2 separate regions of the Homo sapiens genome follow, and region 2 is linked to region 1. A link is an interaction called in ENCODE POLR2A ChIA-PET data of the cell type or tissue named here. Cell type or tissue: OCI-LY7. All regions are shown on one strand. Each heading gives the region's core, and the rest is flanking DNA. Links, peaks and the distances in the headings are about the cores only.

Region 1 (4,344 bases), core at 345-4,344:
ATTGTATTTTTGGACAGCACTGGTCTACAGTGATTGGTTTAGAAATCACCAATCACATTTCAAGGAAGGAAGAGAGAAGGGGTGAGCCTGAGATGCCCACAGGCCTTGAAAAACTAGCGTTTGAAATGGAAAGACAGAGGGACGGTCCAGAGGGATGGTAACTGGGAACAGAGGAAAATGCCACAGGGTCGGGGAAGCCTTAAATACTAGACAGAACAGTTTAGGTTTAATGACCAGGAGGCAATGGGCAAACTTGCTGGAAGGTTTTCAGCAATACTGACATCCTCCATCAGAAAGACAACCTAAGTTATCACACCACTACCCACCCCCAACCCCTGCACCGCCCCCGCCAGCAGCAGCAATCATTACTTGATAGCTCCTAGGCACCAGGCAACAAATGTCTCTGGTTCTAAGGCACACTTCTTTTACCATTTCTTTAATTAGGATACATTTAGTAATCGTGTGTACATTTAAAAGCTGTTTTGGTTAACCCTTCAATTAACACCATTTTTGAAGCCAGAAAACATGACATTCAATTAGAAAAAAGTTAAAAACATAAACAGGCCGGGCGCGGGGGCTCATGCCTTTAATCCCAGCACTTTGGGAGGCCGAGGTGGGCAGATCACTTAGAGTCAGGAGTTCCAGACCAGCCTGACCAACATAGTGAAACCCTAACTCTATTAAAAATACAAAAAAATTAGCTGGGTGTGGTGGTGCACGTCTGTCATTCCAGCTACTTGGAGGGAGGCTGAGGCATGAGAATCAGGCCTGGGAGGGCCTTGAACCCGGGAGGCAGAGGTTGCAGTGAGCTGAGATTGCACCACTGTACTCAAGCCTGGGTGATGGAGTGAGACTCTATCTCAAGGAAAAAAAAAAAAAAAAGATGGCGGGGCGCGGTGTCTCACGCCTGTAATCCCAGCACTTTGGGAGGCCGAGGCAGGCGGATCACGAGGTCAGGAGATCGAGACCACTGTGAAACCCCGTCTCTACTAAAAATACAAAAAATTAGCCAGGCATGGTGGCGGGCGCCTGTAGTCCCAGCTACTCGGGAGGCTGAGGCAGGAGGATGGCGTGAACCTGGGAGGCGGAGCTTGCAATGAGCGGAGATCGCGCCACTGCACTCCAGCCTGGGCGACAGAGCGAGACTCCGTCTCAAAAAAAAAAAAAGTTAAAAAAATAAACATACAGCCGGGTGCGGTGGCTCACGCCTGTAATCCCAGCACTTTGGGAGGCTGAGGTGGGTGGATAACCTGAGCTCAGGAGCTTGAGACCAGCCTGGCCAACACCTTGAAACCCCGTCTCTACTAAAAACACAAAAAAATTTAGCTGGGTGTGGTGGCATGCGCCTGTAGTCCCAGCTACTTGGGAGGCAGAGGCAGGAGATCACTGCTTGAACCTGGGAAGCGGAGGTTGCAGTGAGCTGAGATTGTGCCACTGCACTCCAGCCTGGGCGACACAGTGAGACTTCATCTCAACAACAACAAAAAAAAGGTCAAAAACACCCATACATATATACCATATATACTTGTGTACAGAGGGTATACACATACATGTATTATATATGTAAGTACAGACATACATGGCACACCTACACACATTTTTGGTACAACAATGCAAAACAGTAATCTTTTTTTTTTTTTTGAGGCAGGGTCTCACTCTGTCTCCCAGGCCGCAGTACAGTGGTGTGACCTCAGCTCACTGTAGCCTCTGCCTCCCGGGCTCAAGGGATCCTCCCACCTCAGCCTCCCGAGTAGCTGAAACTACAGGTGTACACCAGCAAGCCCAGGTAACTTTTGTATTTTTAGTAGAGATGGGTTTCACCATTTTGCCCAGGCTGGTCTTGAACTCCTGACCTTGAGTGATCTGCCCATCTTGACCTCCCAAAGTGCTGGGATTACAGGTGTGAGCCACCGCACCCAACCCCAAACAGTAATTATTATTTTATAGATTAGGAAGCTGAGGCTCAGGAGGGCTGGGTGACATTCATGACATAATATGAGTGACTAGTAAGTAACTGTGCCAGAGGAAGTTATAAATAGTAATTCTTACTTTATGCCGTAATGTTTTAATTTCATTGGTTTTTGAGCATTAAGTATTAATAGCTTTTTTTCTTGACAGTTATCTAACAGCTTCCTCAGTATATTCTCATTTCTCGACAAATAAGCCAACATCAAACCCAGCTCGCTCACATGGTATTTCTCCACAGCTTGGCCATCAGCTGGACGGCAGGAACTGTTTTCAAACTGAGCTCCTCAAAGTCCTGCAGGTCACCAGCGACTGGGGTGTAACATTTCTTCCTTTCCAACAAAAGCAAGTCTGCTTTTATCTGCTTTCTCTATCTGGGAGTAAAGGAGACCCCAGGCTCATAACCAATGAACCTTACCAAATAATGGGCAAAAACAAATGAAATGAAAACCTTGGCTGGGTGTGGTGGCTTACACCTGTAATCCCAGCACTTTGGGAGGCTGAGGCAGGCAGATCACCTGAGGTCAGGAGTTCGAGAACAGCCTGGCCAACATGGTAAAACTCCCATCTCTACTAAAAATACAAAAATTAGCCGGGCATGTGGCAGGGGCCTATAATCCCAGCTACTCAAGAGGCTGAGGCAGAAGAATCGCATGAACCCAGGAGGCAGAGGTTGCAGTGAGCCAAGATCACGCCACTGCACTCCAGCCTGGGTGACAGAGTGAGAATCCATTTCAAAAAAAAAGGAAGAAAACTGATCAAGTCACACAGTAATTATCGAACATCCAAACCTCCGAAACTATGCGTCGAACACAAGAAAAGTGATCACAGTCTTGTACTGTGTACTTAATAAACTGCACAAGAAACATGAATAAACAATATCCCAGGAGCCCAGAATTTGTTTCTAAGCTCTGTGTTTGGGAAAAGTGAAATCACTCATGACATCAGGAATGTAGTAAAGAAAAAGACATTGCCCTGGTTCCAGATGACATCCTGGGGTCAAGAACAGATCCATCCAGTCCTGGGTCTGGAGCAGTCCCACCTCCTCACCGTAACACGCTTTTCGCCCGATGCACCCTGCAGAGAACCCCAATGCCCTCCTGACACAGTCACTGCCATCCAAGTACAGCACAAGAACCCTAAGGCTGGAACCGCCTTTCCTAGGGCAATGAAGGGAATGTGAGCATTTTAGGAGTCCTTTTAGGAAAAGGGAATAAAGTATTTCTGCTTAATCTTCAGCTAACAGAAAATTCAATTCAATTAAATTGAAAATAAAAATTAAAAAGTTTTTACTGTAATAACAATCTCAATTGCATACTCCATGATTTAAAAACTGTCAAGAGTACCCCTCTTGATGCGTTTCAAGTACTTTCTCTACATAAGTTACAAGAACATAACATAGCAATCATAACATTGATTGCTCTTCTAATCCTTCCCACAAAAATTAAAAAAAAATAAAGGGGGTACGATGTACACTATTTGGGTGATGGCTACACTAAAAGCCTAGTCTTCACCATTATGTAATATATTCATGTAACAAAACTGCATGTGTATTCCTCAAATCTATAAAAGCAAAAAAAGTAATAATAAAAAATAAATAGGCAACATGGGAGGCGAGAAATCCAGTTTTTGACTCACTGATTGGATCGCAGACCATCAAAGAAACACTGGGTTACCTACCAAGCCTTGGCATAACGGCTCCCAGAAACTGCTCATCTTCTTGGAAGTGGTTCTCCTGTAAAGATTCCAGCAATTTTTGCAGGACATCTTGGGGCACTTTGCAGCCTGTGCCCTTCAGTTCAGTGAATCTGGTTAGCCGGAAGCTTTTGTCCAATTCGTAACTTTCCGGGTTAAAGGACTCCCGCGTAGACATGGTTCTTGGGCCCCGCTCTCCTCACAGCTCAGCCCCTCCCCTCCCTCTGCGGGTTGGCTGGGTTCTTTATGGATCCACCTGGGTGTCACCAAAACACAAAGATGCCATGAAAAGAATTCCCACTGGGACCTGCCAGCGAATCAAGTGAATACATGACAGCGAAAAGTCAATGTGACAAGGGCTGAAATCATCAAGACCACTTATATTCACCACAGCAGTGCATATGACAAAATAGATCTTTTCATAACGGGACTGCGTCAGCACAGACATCTATGTAAAATCTGACATCTGGACTGTGGTTTTAACTGTGGCAAGAGGGCCAGCCTGCAGGTTCACATGACACCGTGCCACCTTGAACAGCAAATCCCAAAGGTTCTTCTAGGACTCAGCATTAGAACAGCACCTCTGGGCACTTCATGTGTCAACCTGGAAGCACTGTGGTTCAGAAAGCGGCGGTCCTCGCTAAGGTGACTTTTCCGCAAAATCTTTTGATATCTTTTGCTTTA
Region 2 (4,386 bases), core at 142-4,141, 110 kb before region 1:
CAAGCTGTGATGGCCTGAAGTTTTCCCAGTATGTTCCTAAGAAAGTTTGATTTGCCAGGATCCAAGCCCAGCACCTGTTTGCAGGCCTCAGCCAGGTGCACCTGCAGGGCAATGGGCATAGCCTGCAGCACCTGACCCAGGGGTGGTTTCCTTTTCACTAGGAGATGCCTTCCGAGGGTGCTGCCTCCCCAGTCCATCAGAGCAAACGGCCAGGAGAAATGAAAGAGCTGACTCTCTCCCACAAAGGCGACCTAAACTGGGGCCTCACGTCCAAGTTCACGTGCACCCAGGAGGTACCAGGTGATTTTCCTCAGGAGCATTACAATCTTGAAATTTGGAGAAAGACCAAATAAATAAACAGGGCTAGGTGCGATGGCCCACGCCTATAATCCCAGCACTTTGGGAGACTGACATGGGCAGATTACTTGAGGTCAGGAGTTCGTGACCAGCCTGGCCAACATAGTAAATCCCCATCTCTACCCAAAATACAAAAATTAGCTGGGCATAGCGGTGCACACCTGTAATCCCAGCTACTTGGGAGGCTGAGACAGGAGAATCACTTGAACTCGGAGCGGGAGGTTGCGGTGAGCTGAGATCATGCCACTGCACTCCAGCCTGGGTGACAGAATGAGACTGTCTCAAAAAAAAAAAAAAAAAAGGAAAGGAAATACACACACACACACACACACACACACACACACACACATTCTCTGGTATGCTGGTGTGATCCCCATTAAACGGTCCTAAGGATGTTTGCTGTGGGTGACCCTTGAGGGTACTTCACAGCAAAATCAAATCCCACTCCGTGGAAGGCAGTGGCTCAAAGACAGAGCATCCTCTACCCGTGTCCCCAGCCACACCATCCTCCACTGAGCCCTGGCACAGCCAGCACTTTCTAAGAGCAGACAGGAACCCTGTCTGCCAAGGGGTTGAGGGGTGCGGAATGCCTGGCCAGAGACACTGGACTCTCTGGTCTAGGCCTTTTCTTTTCTTTTTTTTTTCTGAGACAGAGTCTTGCTCTGTTGCCCAGGCTGGAGTGCGGTGGTGCAATCTTGGCTCACTGCAAGCTCCACCTCCAAGTTTCAAGCAATTCACCTGCCTCAGCCTCCCAAGTAGCTGAGACTACAGGTGTGCACCATCACGCCTGGCTAATTTTTAATTATTTTTAGTAGAGACAGGGTTTCGCCACATTCGCTAGGCTAGTCTCAAACTCCTGACCTCAAGTGATCCGCCCACCTCAGCCCCTCAAAACTCCTGGCCTCCCTGGGCCTTTCCTACTCTCTATTTTTTGCTAGTAAGGAAAAGACCAAGGCTTAGAGAAGAGGATACAAATAGGAGAAGCATAAAGCCACAAGAAAACCATATAAAAATTTTCAGGTGATCTGATGCTTTTGGATGAGTTGGAGCCTGAAGATAGGCTGTAGATGTTGATGCTGCAGGTGGGGTGAGAGGGTAGAAGGCAAGCTGTTTTCTGAGTTCAGCTTTCCTGGTTTGCTTCTGCCAGTCAGTAAAGATGCTGAGTACACTGAATAGGTCAATGAAGGCCTTGATTTTCCAGGATGGAGTAGGACCTGGAGCCAGGACATTGACGTGAATATAAGGCACCTGCGAGTGAGTGTGGACTCTGTCCAATATGATCCTGCCAGAGCTAAGCCTAAGTGTTGGTGCTTAGACGGAGAACACAGACCAGTGCGGTGATGCCCAAATAGGAGGAGGGAGGGAAAGGAGTTTAATATCCACACAGTCAGCAAACAGTTGCCCCATCCCCACAGCCCCAAGCCAATGGGAATAAGGGTATTCTGTCCCCTTCCACACCTTCTCAAGTTCTGTGTAGCCATTTTTCTCCCTTCTTTTTATTTTATTTTATTTTATTTTTTTGATATGGAGTTTCACTCTTGTTGCCCAGGCTGGAGTGAAGTGGCACAATCTCCACTCACTGCAACTTCTGCCTCCCAAGTTCAAGCGATTCTCCAGCCTCAGCCTCCTGAGTAGCTGGGGTTACAGGTGCCCGCCACCACACCCAGCTAATTTTTGTATTTTTAGTAGAGATGGGGTTTCGCCATGTTGGCCAGGTTGGTCTCAAACTCCTGACCTCAGGTGATCTACCCTCCTCAGCCTCCCAAAGTGCTGGGATTACAGGCATGAGCGACTGCGCCCGGCCCTCCCTTCTTTTCAAGGCTCTCCTGGATATGAATTGAAAGTAGACCTTCCCTTTCCTCCCTCCTCCAATTAAAAGTTCAGTACCAGCCTGGCCGACATGGCAAAGCCCTGTCTTTACTAAATATACAAAAATTAGCTAGGGGCATCTGTAATCCCAGCTACTCTGGAGGTTGAGGCAGGAGAATCGCTTGAACTTGGGAGGTGGAGGTTGCAGTGAGCCAAGATCACACCACTGCATTCCAGCCTGGGCAACAGAGCAAGACTTCGTCTCAAAAAAAGAAAAAAAAAAAAAGTTGGGTAGAAGAAGAGAAAGCAAACCATGTGATTTCTCCCCAACGCTCCACCTCCCTGAAGACACTGGCTGAAGAGCTCTTACCATCGTTTTGTTCCTCCACGAAGTTCTCAAATTCATTCCTTTGTTCCTCGTAATATTCTCTCCGCAGCTCATCAACCCGAAGCTTCTGCCTGTTTTCCACTGTGAAAGGAAAAGAAGCAAGAGTTGCCCCTCAAGAATGAGGACACTTAGGGGCACACACTTAGGGGAGCACAGTTCATCTGAGAAGTCACCTGGTTGGGGGATGAGTGGTTTGTGGGGGATTGTGATTGGAGACTTCCCTGAAATGATTTACTCCTGACACAGACTTTAAAACTTGAAGGTGATTATCTGATCCAGCTGCCTCATTTGCAAATGAGAAGATAGAGGCCCCAGAGAGTAAAGTGATTTAGCTCTGATTATAAAGTTGGTGGCATATCCAAGTATACCAGGCCACTTGGAAACCAGAAATCCCATAATCAGAAACAAATTCCCTAAAGGAATAATACAACTTAATCTCACATCCATTCAACATTTTCGAGCTCTTATCACGGCCAGGATGTAGGCTAAGCACTGGAATTAAAAAGCCGAATAAGAAAGATTCCGTCCTTCCAGCCAGATACGGTGGCTCACGCCTGTGAGCTTAGCTACTAGGGAGTCTGAAGCAGGAGGGTTGCTTGAGGCCAGGAGTTCAAGGCTGCAGTAAGTTATGATTGTACTGCTGCACTCCACCTTAGGCAACAGAGCGAGACCCTGTCTCAAAAACAAAATAAAATAAAATCCTTCCCTCTGCTTAAGAGACCTATAATTCAATAAGGAGAAAGACATAAGACAAGTTTTACCAAGCATTACAGCTGTTGGAATAAAAATTCCCGGTTGTCTGGAGGAAACGATGTAAAGCTCTCTACTTTCAAGGTATTTCCCCCAACACGAGCTTCAACTGGAGAAACCCATGAAGCCAGGGAGGCCACGTCTAGGGCAGGAAGAACCAGTCCCTCAGCACGCCTCACGATCTCACAGTGGGATTCCCCTCACACCAAATGGGGGAGACGGAGGTACTGTTTTTTTGCCCCATCAACTCTGATGTGCAAGAGGAGGCTGGGGGGTGCTGAAGGAAGCAGAGAAGCTGGGGAAAGTCATGGTTCCCTACCCCCAACCCACATTACAGAGGTGCTGGGAGAAACAAGGAAAAGTCTTTGCAAAATGATAATATTGGAAACCATCTCAGGCCGGGCGTGGCGGCTCACGCCTGTAATCCCAGCACTTTGGGAGGCCGAGGCGGGCGGATCACTTGAGGTCAGGAGTTCAAGCCCAGCCTGGCCAACATGGCAAAACCCCATCTCTACTAAAAATACAACAATTAGCCAGGCGTGGTGGCAGGTGCCTATAATTCCAGCTACTTGGGAGGGTGAGGCAGGAGAATTGCTTGAACCGGGGAGGTGGAGGTTGAGATCACGCCACTGCACTCCAGCCTGGGCAACAGAGCGAGACTCTGTCTTAAAATAAATAAATAAATAAACAAACAAACCATCTCAAATCCTTGGAAGTAAGACGCTTACCTTAATTAATGAATTATATAAATACTAGTTATTTCTGTTACTTTTCTATTACTTAACTCAGATTAAAAATCAAGTTATCTGTGAACTGGGCTTAGTGCAGATTCCAGACGTCTGGAATGTTTCTTCCCAAACGTCTGCCGTGACCTACTTAGTTGCAGGAAACTTGAGTCTGGCAGAAGGGGTTGGTTATCCCATCCATACCCATGCCCCACCTCTCACTCGGCATTCACACATTTCTCAGAGGGGATTCAGGCTCAGAGATGTGCATGACCTAACAGAGGTCACACAGCAGATTGGGGCAGAGCTAGGGTACCAGGTTCCCACACGCCACTGCTGGCTCAGCTTCCCTCTTCC

Evidence for each region. ChIA-PET counts read pairs that join two places held together with the same protein. Peaks named below come from ENCODE experiments on the same cell type or tissue, not always from the same donor. Only the 100,000 strongest peaks of a DNase experiment are listed, where the experiment ranks them.
Region 2: POLR2A ChIA-PET joins it to region 1 with 6 read pairs; 3 of 35 experiments call an interaction of 5 or more read pairs at or near these places.

What each region holds. Positions count from the first base shown.
Region 1 is chr10:13,341,113-13,345,456 of GRCh38, forward strand. It overlaps SEPHS1 (selenophosphate synthetase 1), which reads right to left. Exons shown (of 9, transcript NM_012247.5): 2 at 3,646-3,916. The coding sequence starts at 3,838. Among named protein-coding and RNA genes, the nearest start is that of SEPHS1, 5.0 kb to the right of the region's middle. RefSeq lists an enhancer at 505-1,357. In OCI-LY7, for the core only: no CTCF peak of the experiment used is centred there; no DNase peak of the experiment used is centred there; H3K27ac peaks cover 580 bases.
Region 2 is chr10:13,227,075-13,231,460 of GRCh38, forward strand. It overlaps UCMA (upper zone of growth plate and cartilage matrix associated), which reads right to left. Exons shown (of 5, transcript NM_145314.3): 4 at 2,537-2,635. Among named protein-coding and RNA genes, the nearest start is that of UCMA, 5.1 kb to the right of the region's middle. In OCI-LY7, for the core only: no CTCF peak of the experiment used is centred there; no DNase peak of the experiment used is centred there.